Regions from separate parts of the Mus musculus genome. Here region 1 is linked to region 2. Evidence: chromatin contacts called from ENCODE Hi-C or POLR2A ChIA-PET data. All regions are on one chromosome and are shown on one strand. Each heading gives the region's core, a stretch centred on a gene start or an enhancer-like site at or near the end of the contact. The rest is flanking DNA. Distances are from core to core; before and after follow the strand shown. Region 1 holds the start of Chtop (chromatin target of PRMT1). Region 2 holds the start of Ilf2 (interleukin enhancer binding factor 2).

Region 1 (5,243 bases), core at 4-2,503, 33 kb before region 2:
AAAATGTGGGGCTGGTGAGATGGCTGAGTGGGTAAGAGTACCTGACTGCTCTTCCAAAGGTCCGGAGTTCAAATCCCAGCAACCACATGGTGGCTCACAACCATCCGTAACGAGATCTGGTGCCCTCTTCTAGTGTGTCTGAAGACATCTACAGTGTACTTACATATAATAAATAAATAAATCTTTTTTAAAAAATCTGAAGAAAGCTAGAAATGGTGGCACGTACCATAGTTAACACCAGCTCAGCACCTGGGACGTAAAAGGCAGGAGGATCTCTGTGAGTCCAAGCCCAGCCTGGTCTGTATAGAGAATTCTAGAACAGCCAGAACTACATTATAGAGACTCTGTCTCAAAAAAACTACCAGAGGCAGTGGTGACACACGCCTTTAATCCCAGCACTCGGGAGGCAGAGGCAGGCAGATTTCTGAGTTCAAGGCCAGCCTGGTCAACAGAGTGAGTTCCAGGACATCCAAGGCTACACAGAGAAACCCTGTCTCGGAAAAAAAAAAAAAAAAAAAAACAACAACAAAAAAACAAAACCAGAAAACAAAACCAAAAAACTACTAGAAGAACTTTTTCCCAAGCTTCATTCAGTGTTTATTGATGCCTCATCATTGCTAGACATTATGTAAGAACTAGGGATACATAAGTGGGGATACAGATTTGCTTTATTGGATTACTTGAGGTAAAAAGACCCACCCTAAAACTAGCCACATCTTCTAGAGGCAGTCCCTATAAAAGGATGTAGATGAGTCCAGTGTGGGTCTTAAATCCCAGTACTGGGAGGGGCGGGGTTAGGGGGGGTCAGGAGGTGGATCTTTGTGAGTTCGAAGCCAGTCTGGTCTACACAAAGGAAGCCTGCCTCAAAAAGAAACAGAAACTCTACAAATAGGTTTGAGGGCCTGAGCAAATTAGCCAGGTCTCAAGGTCCTAATAAAGACTTTTTACAGTTGTCTTTAGCTTGGGAATGGGAAATAAAAGGATACAAACACTGTTGCCAATCTAAGCTGCTATTTGCAAGCCAAAAATCCCACCAAAGTGGGGCATAAACTTGTCCAGAAGGTAGTCTAGAGGTACTTAGCGATTACGGCCACTGGCCACGCCCCCGAAGGCGGAGCACTACACGTAACTTAAGGGATCTTTGCCAAAGTCAGTGGGGATTCGCTGCGATTCTTGCGCTAGGCCAAAGGACCATGTTGCCACGCCCCTAGTTGCGCGCGCACTGACGCAAGCCCGTCGGCGCCATTTTAGCCGGTCACGCTGCACTGGTGGGCCCGGCGGCCATTTTGTTTTGGACACCAAGCGGGAGTTGGCGGCGCCGGCTCTGGGGGCCCAGACGAAAGGCAGGAAAGGGCAGGCTTGACGAGCGGGAGGATCGGTCAGCTAGATACTCAACCCACAACGAGGAAGCCTCACATCCTACCGTTTAAGCATCTAAGCCAACCGCCCAGCTAGTTAACCCGAGCGGCCCGCCGTCAGCTCAGGTTAGGCCGGCCTCCGGGCCGCCCGCCGCAGCCGTGGTGGCAACCCCGGGAGGAGCGCTGGCGTCCATCTCCTTCGGTGAGTTTCTGTGGAGAGGGCAGAGGTGGAGGGGCGCGGGGTCCGGGGCCCGGTGGCGTGGGTGGCAGGTGTGGACCGGGCTGAGGTGCGCAGAGGCCGGGGAGGGGGCGGAGCCGGGAGGCGGAGGCTAAGCCGGAACCGCGGCCAGCGAGCTGGGCCGCTAGCCGTGCGGGTGCTGCTTGTGGTTGGCGTGTCTGGTGCAGGTGCTGGTGCTGGTGGTGCTGGTCGTAGTGGTTTGGCCTCAAATCCAGTGTCTTGCTTACCTAGATAAGCGTCCTCCATCGGAGCCAAAGCCTCGCCCCAGAATAGCGTTTGATGGGGATAACCACGGAAATAGTCGCCTGATCAAAGTTGGAGTCCTGAGAGGCTTCGAGGTGGAGGTCAAATGAGGAGTACAGGAATTAGCGGCGGCTCTGGGTGTTCGATTTTGATTCTTTTTTTTTTTTTTTTTTTTTTTTTTGCGGCACCGAAGTTGAACCCAAAATCGTACTTTGGCTAAACTAGCGCCCCGAGTTAACATCTCCAGCTTTAAAAATAATAATAATCTTAGTTTGAAACAGGGTCTGTCAAATCACCCGGGCTCGCCTTGAGCTTGTGACCCCCTTGCCTCAGCCCCTCCCCAGTATATGCCACTACAGTTAAAATATTGTGGTGTGCTCTTAACAGAGCTCTCAGATTGAATACCCATTTAGAAAACCTCTTCTGTCTTTCCCCTGCCATGTCTAACTAGAGCTCCACCTGCATTTGGAGTTGAGAATCGATTTTGAAACTAGGCTTTTCTTTTTATTTTGGGTGTATGAGAGTCCGGTCCTCACAGTGTGACAATGTAACCCGTTACAGCCTCAGACTGTTACACCACTCCCCTGTTGCTGCTGGGAATTGAACTTCCCAGGGCTTCATCAGTGCTAAACAAGCACTCTACTGAGGAGCTATATTCCCAGCTCCTCCATTTCTCTAGATCCATGACCCTCAACTTTCTATAGACATGTAAGATGTACCTGGGTAGCACCCCCAATCCCAGTTGCTGTACCCCATCCTCATGGCCAGATTGTACTTTAATTGGTCTGGATCCAGGCATCAAGAATTTAGTTTAGTTTGGGAGGGACTTTTTCTTTTTTTTTTTTTTTTCAAACATTCCTCAGCTAAGTCACATACAGTCCAGGCTGAGAAGAACTATTGAAAGCCAAACTCCTAGGCTTTGGCTACATCTCATTCTGCTATTTTGGAGACTTTGGCAGATGTTCTCCATCCTGGAGCTTTGAAATTTTTATAACTATTGTATGGACGTAAGCCCCCACCTCACAGGGTTTCTCTTAGGTAGCCGTGGCTGTCCTGGAACTTGCTATGTAGACCTGGCTAGCCTCGAACTCAAAGGGAGCCACCTACCTCTGCTTCAGGAATGCTGTGACTAAAAGTGCACCACCACCACCACCTGGCAAACTTAAGATCTCATGATACCATCTTCAGAGTTAAAAATATAGGCCTTTAACAGATTTATGCCTTGCTTCTTGTGAAAATGCAAGCTTCATTATTTTGATTGACTCATGCATATTGTCCTTTGTAGATTCTCGGGATTTGAAGATGGCTGCACAGTCAGCGCCGAAAGTTGTGCTAAAAAGCACCACCAAGATGTCTCTAAATGAGCGGTGAGGCAGCCAACAGCAACTTCAGCTCCTTCCTAAGAAAACATTACTTAAATTGACCCTGGGGTCCAATACAAAAAAAGCCAGTTGTAAGCTAAATGACAGAAGGCTACAGACCTCTGTTCTTAATTGCATCTAATGTGGTACAAAACAAATTGGGCAGTTGTTTCAAAACCCCTTATCAGTAGATTTTTATATTAAGCTATCTGAAATATTTACCTGGTGGGATATATTTTTTAAAAGACTCCTCACACCCTCCCTTCAATTTTTTTTCCTAACATTGATACAGGGGTGGTGCAGCATGATGGTATGGTATATCCTGGCTGCAAGAGGCTTGCTGCCTAGTCCGAGGCCAGCAGTGTTGTGTCTGGCCTGTAAGAGGCAGGTAGCAAGCCGAGACTATGTCCAAAGGCCCCTGAATGGCATTCTTGGGCCTTGTAAGAGGCACTTGCTTTGCTCCATTTCACTTTCTTCCCATTCTGCTTTTTAGTTTGTTTTGTTTTGAAATCTTTCATCAGCTGTGTGTTTACTTCTATTAAACTTAATCATAACAGGAATGATAGAATAATGTCCTCTTAGGCTCTTAAGCGACTTAACTAATTTAACTTTCTCAGAAGTCCTGAGTCAGAAAGAGTGGTTATTTGTATTTAAAGGCAGTTTTTGTTTCTGAGAATTTCATTTATTTGGTGTCTTTCACCATTTTATTATGTTGTTGCTAGAACTCCCAAGGCATTTAATTTAGTGCCTGTGTTTGCTTCAGAAGCACATGTGCTTCTCTGTTCATCTTTTAAGATGTGATACATTAATTTCCTGTATTCATGTGTTACTAAGTAACATGTTAGAATGTAATAAACTCCCATAACTCATGAGTCTGTTATTTCAGTGGACTTTGAAGGTGCTCTGATCCTTCCTCCTGTTTGTCCTTTGAATGAACTTTCACTCTCCAAAAGTGTCGGCATTTCTGTTTGTCTTTGTAACTGCATCTCTGTTTCTTGTCATCATATTTGCTTACTGCGTGTATTTCATGCTTTCCACTTCTCTTAAGAGCTGTTACCTGAGCCCTTGTTATCGCTTCTAATTGTGCTGCCCTTGGCTGCATTTCTGAGTTTCTGGTTCTTGCAAGTTTGTGGAAACAGAGGAGTCTTTAACCCACATCAGCCTTGATCCAAATGTGCCACTTTAAAGTTCGTGGGATCTGGAGCTCCTGGTCTAGCAAGCCATGAGAATGCCAATAAGTGTTTTATAATAAAGCTTTATTTAAACACCCGTTTTGTTCGACCTTGAAGCTTTACTAATATGCTGAAGAACAAACAGCCGATGCCAGTGAATATTCGGGCTTCGATGCAGCAGCAGCAGCAGCTAGCCAGTGCCAGAAACAGAAGACTGGCCCAGCAGATGGAGAATAGACCCTCTGTCCAGGCAGCATTAAAACTTAAGCAGGTGAGAGAATGAGTCCTGCCATCTGCGTCAGCCCACCAAGGCTGTCAGGGTATAATGGATGAGTACAAGATGGCTCAGGGCAAAAGCTGAAACTGATGTTCAAAGAATTTCAGTTTGGACAGGTACCAACTAAATAAATAACTTAATAACTTTCTCTTTTAGGGAGTTTGACACCTCTGTAGCCTGCGTTATCAATGAAGATTAATTGATTAGTATTTTCTGGCTCTTGCTCTTAAGAATAATTTCATTTATTCATTCATTTATTTTCATCTTTTTATCTCTTTTGTTTGGTCTAACAGTGTTGTTCAATGGTAGAGCACTTGCCTAGCAAGCACAAGGTCCCAGGTTCACTTCTTAACACTTAACCAAAAAACAAGAAAGAAGTTCTGTTGTAGTTAGCTTTGCTGTGTGTACAAATGATTTACAAACTAGTTTAATCTTATTCTTCTGAATAAGATTCTAATTGGCCTTAGTCTGAGGTTTTCAGTACTATAAAAACAGCACCTAGGTTCATTAGCATAGCAGAACAAGCATATAGGATAATCAAGTGTCAGTTCTCTTTCACATTTCCAAAATAAGAAGTAATCCTGATCAGGCCTG
Region 2 (5,127 bases), core at 1,810-4,309:
CTCACTCTGTAAACCAGGCTGGCCTCGAATTCAGAAATCCACCTGCCTCTGCCTCCCAAGTGCCAGGATTTTAGCCAGGGCGTGTGCCACCACACCCAGCTAAAATAAATATATCTTAAAAAACAAAAAACTAGAAAAGTCTACATTTAATTTTATTTTCCCCAGGGACCATTTCAAAGCCAGTACACCTTACAACACTTGTTTTCACCTCCTTCAGATGTTCAAGTCCAAATGCAAACCTTGTTTTTCTGTTATTTCTTTTGAGACGGGTCTTATATAAAATCACAGGCTGACCTGAACTTGCTATGTAGCTGAGGATGACTGTAATCTTATCTTCCTGTGTCTTCCTCCTTTGTACTTAGATTATTAGTGCGTACCCTCATACTGATATATGAAATGCTCTGGGCTCTGTGCATGCCAGTCAAGCACTCTACCAACTGAGCTACAACAGCAGCCTGAGTACTCATTACCTTTATATAAAAAGAAATAAAGGCCCGGCAGTGATGACCCTCATCTTTAATCCCAGCTCTCAGGAGGCAAAGGCAGGCAGATCTCTGTACATTATAGGCCACCCAAGGCTGTACAATGAAACCCTATTTACACACACACACACACACACACACACACACAAACAGAAATTACCCAGAGGCCAGAGAGATAACTCAGCAGGTGAAGAGTATTTGCTACTCTTGCAGAGGAACCAGATTTGATCCCTAGCATACCCAAGGCAGCTCACAACCTCTGACAAGTCACCTCTTCTAGCCTCCAAAGGCACCAAGCACACATATGGTAAATATTTATATAGGCAAGTACTTTATACATACACATGAAATTTTTTAAAAAAGCAAGCCAGGTGGCAGACACAAGTGGGTTTCTGAGTTCCAGGACAGCTAGGGCTACACAGAAAAACCCTATCTAAAAATCCAAATATAAATGAAGAAAGAAAGGAACTGATTATAACCCATCCGCCATGTAATATAGTACACACTTTTAGAACTGTGGAGGCAGAGACAGGCAGATCTCTGATTTCCAGGCCAGCCAAGGTTATAGATACAGACACTGTCTCAAAATAAATAAGTCCTAAAAATTATTTTTTAAAAAGACATTTTTTAGACAAATATTACAATGAAACTGTAAAGGAATTATTTTTCCTACCTTGCTGACTCTGTTTTCTATGTTTTGTTTTTGTTGAGACAGTTCACTCTAGTAACCCAGGCTGACTTTGAACTCTGAACATGGTCCTACTGCTCAGGCTTCCATTTCTGGGATTACAAAAGGATTACAGTCTCTTTAAAGACTGACTGGTGAACTGGCTTGTTTTTTTAAATATTTATTTATGTGTATGTGTGAGTGCCACAGTGAATGCATATGCATCCTGTGTGCATGAGCCTGTGGAAATCAACAGGGACATAAGATCCTTGGAAATTAGAATTACAGACAGATGTGCACCGTTATGCAAGAACTGGAAAAAATTTGTAGCCTCCACTAGAGCCATGTTATACCTGTAGCTATACCTATAAGTAGATAGTGACATATAATAAATACAATAATAAAATAAAATTAGGTGTTAGGGATATAGATCTAACATGTTCAAGGTCCTGGGTTCAAATCTCTAGCACTCATACTAAGTAAATAAAAATTTACACCAGATGTGGGAATGCATGACTGTAATTCCAACATTCAGGAGGTTGAGGGAGGAAGATGGTGAATTTGCAGTCAACTCAGTAAGTATTCATAGAGTTCCAGGCCAGCCAATCATACAGAAGACCCTCACTCAAACAAAGAAAAGATCCACTCTTGAATCCTACTCCAAACAGTATCTGACTCCATTAACAAGGGGGCTCCATTTCTACACCTATAAGTGAACAGGAAAGTCCTCCAAAGCCAAAATACTCACCAAATAAAAATCAAATGGGATATGGGGCACAAAAGGCCTGAACCTGAAACATGAAAACAACCCAAAGTTATTCAAGCAGAAAGCACAAGAGAGGTACACAATGCACCAACCAATTCTGTCTTAAGAATTGGAAAAGTTTCTGAGCTGTATCATTCTTAGCAAAAGGTCAAATCCACTTAGTAGGACATCAGGAAAAGAAATGCTTTTCGTGACTTTCATGAAATGAAATAGAACAATCTACTCCAAACCCCTTTCTACTGAAACAAACCAAGGCAAAGATGCAAACAGCCACACTCACCCTCCACCAGGCCCTCCTCTGGAACCAAAGCGCCCACCACGACCACGTCCTCTGTCACCCCTAAAAATACATACATTTTACTCTCAATTCGCTGAAAAAGGTCTCCATCACACCATCAATGTTATTTCAATTTGACTTACCTTGACCGCCTCGAACTACAGAAGTGGATAGATATTTCATGCTCTCTTCTCCCAGATTCCAAATGGTGCCCAATGACATCCTAATTCTGGACTTTTCCTTTTTCTTGTTTTTGAGACGGAATCTCATGTATCTCCTGCCTTACCTCCCAAGTGCTGTGAGTGCAGCTTTCGACACCACACCCCACTTCTAATTCAGGATTTTATCAAAACTCACATCAGGAAAATACGAGTTTCAGAACCTGATATACATACCCCTACTAAGGTAACCTACGATCGTGAGGCACACCAGTCCTAATATGCACAGTAAAGTGACTTATCATTTATTAATACAGCATTAACAGTTACGAGGCATGTACTATTGGTCAAACACTAGGTACCAGAAAATTGCGCAACGCTCCAGCCTACTTATTGCGCACGGAGGGAGATCTTCCTGGGCCGTTAAGACCTCTCCTCCATCCCCTCCCGGCCCCCGAGACCCAGGTATCAACACAACTCCCCCTGCTGGGCCCCGACCCCCTCCGGGCCCGATTCCCGGAGTCCGCCAGCCTCCTCCTGCTCCACTCCCCCGCGGTCAGGCTTTCCGCCGGCCGCCCAGATGCAGGCCCTTGTTCCTCCGACTCCATTTCAGCCAGGCCCCCGAGACTTCGGCTGGAACTTTCAAGCACCTCTGTCCACTTACCTCATGGCTCGCTTAATCCTGAACAATGGAGGCCACACAACCGCTCTTCGCTGGGAAGAACTAGGCTGGCTGAGAAACGTCTGGCCGGCGTGTCCCAACAAACGCCTGCGCGATAGGCTCCCGCCTCACTCCGTCCCGCGCGTTTATTGGTTAACGCAGCAACCAATGAAAAATGCCCTGTAAAGGAGCCAGCCAATAAGAAGACATAACAGGGATGAAGGCAATTTTCCCCACTGACAGCGGAGGGCGTTCAGAAGTTGAGGCGGTGAATGGTAAGCTCTTCTATGGAAAAGAAGAGAATGCTACCAGTGGGTAGCAGAGTGGCGCAGCGGAAGCGTGCTGGGCCCATAACCCAGAGGTCGATGGATCGAAACCATCCTCTGCTATCGGAGGCTTTGTTTTTAAAATTTTGACAATCTAATTAAATTTTCCTTTCCATAACAAGAAATACAATTCTTTTTTCTTCTCCAACTTTTTTTTTTTTTTTTTTTTTTTAGATAGCGTCTTTTTCGGTCATCCTGACTTACATAATACTCGTTAGTGTAGCCCGAGCTGTCATCAAACTCAGCAATCTCCAGCGTGTGCCGCCTCACCTGAAAACATAACTTTTACCTTATGGAAATATGAGAAATAACTTAATTCCACTTACCACCACTATTCCCTCGATAGCATTACTATTATATGATTCTTTTTATTGAAAAAAATTCATACAATATATCTTTTTTTTTTTTTTTTTTTTTTTTTTTTTTTGGTTTTTCCGAGACAGAGTTTCTCTGTGTAGCCCTGGCTGTCCTGGAACTCACTTTGTAGACCAGGCTGGCCTCGAACTCAGAAATCCGCCTGCCTCTGCCTCCCGAGTGCTGGGTCATACAATATATCTTGATCACATATTTCTCTTCCCCAGTTCCACCAGCTCCTCCCCACTTCGCTATGTTAGGTGATTCTGACAAGTATTGGTGTATTACTTACTTTCGTAGGCATATATTCCTTTCAAGTAACCTAACTGCACCTTCATTAAAATAGGGAATACTTTATCGTGTTAGCAAGGTGAGTCAGCAGGTATAATCGCGACAACCTGAGTTCAACCTCTGAGACCCACAGTGGTGGAAGGAGAGCAGCGATTTCTGCATTTTGTTCTCCGACCTCACTATAAAGGTTGTGGGTGTGGTGACACCCATAAACACAACATAAATATAACAGAATTAAAAAAAAAAAAAAGAACGCTATTTTGGCAAACATGGTGGAGCATGCCTTTAATTATAGCACCTGAGAGGCAGCAGCTGGAGGATCTGAGAGTTCAAGGTCAAACTATTCTATGTAGCCAGTCCATGCCAGGTAAGTCTACATAGGAGATCCTGCCTCACAAAAAGTCTTTCATCATCTCAGAAAGGTAACCATATTGGATTTCTACCATCATGGGTTAAGTTTGCCTTTAGATTTTCTTTTCTTTCCTTTCCTTTTTTCTTTTCTTTTTTTTTTTTTAAGATTGATTGATTGATTATGTATACAGTATTTTGCCTGCATGTATGTTTGCAGGCCTGGAGAGGGCATCAGATATATGGTCCTGAGCCACCATGTGGTTGCTGGGAATTGAACTCAGGACCTCTGGAAGAGCAGTCAGTGCTCTTAACTTCTGAGCCATCTCTCCAGCCCTAGGTTTTCTTTTAATTGGGAGTGGCTCAGAAAAGGCTCAGCAGTCAAGAGCACGCACTGTTCTTTCAGGACTAAAGTTCGGCCAATCTCTTCTGCCCTCTAGCACATTGTACGCATAAGCATGTATACATATACACACATAACTTAACATAAAATACATCTTTAAACCCAACCTTGTGGTGCAGGCCTTTAATCCCAGCACTGGGGAGGTACAGGCAGGCAGATCTCTGAATTGGAGGCTGGCCTTTGATCTACAGAACAAGTTCCAGGACAGCCAGGGCTGCATAGAGAAACCCTATCTCAATAATAATTAAAATAATAATAATAATAATAATAATAATAATAGTTTATTTACTTAGGGACTAGAGAGATGGCCCAGCGGTTAAGAACACTTGTTATTTTACTCTTGCAGAGGACCAAGAAGTGTCAGTTCCCTTCACCCACATGGTGGCTCACAATT

Evidence for each region. A loop is a pair of places that touch in the nucleus more often than their neighbours do. ChIA-PET counts read pairs that join two places held with the same protein, here RNA polymerase II (POLR2A).
Region 1: a loop to region 2 is called in a map of heart, with 4 times the contacts of the local background. The contact joins the promoter of Chtop here to the promoter of Ilf2 in region 2. A Hi-C loop is called at or near these places in 1 of 37 maps with a recorded cell type or tissue (heart). POLR2A ChIA-PET finds 5 or more read pairs at or near these places in 5 of 5 experiments (Patski and embryonic stem cell).

What each region holds. Positions count from the first base shown.
Region 1 is chr3:90,505,508-90,510,750 of GRCm38, reverse strand. Chtop (chromatin target of PRMT1) reads left to right here and starts at 1,253. Exons shown (of 6, transcript NM_001293776.1): 1 at 1,253-1,560; 2 at 3,125-3,206; 3 at 4,490-4,643. The coding sequence starts at 3,142.
Region 2 is chr3:90,474,133-90,479,259 of GRCm38, reverse strand. It overlaps Ilf2 (interleukin enhancer binding factor 2), which reads right to left and starts at 3,059. Exons shown (of 14, transcript NM_026374.3): 1 at 3,015-3,059; 2 at 2,196-2,255; 3 at 1,898-1,940. The coding sequence starts at 3,019. It overlaps n-TMcat11 (a tRNA gene), which reads left to right and starts at 3,329; the gene lies at 3,329-3,400.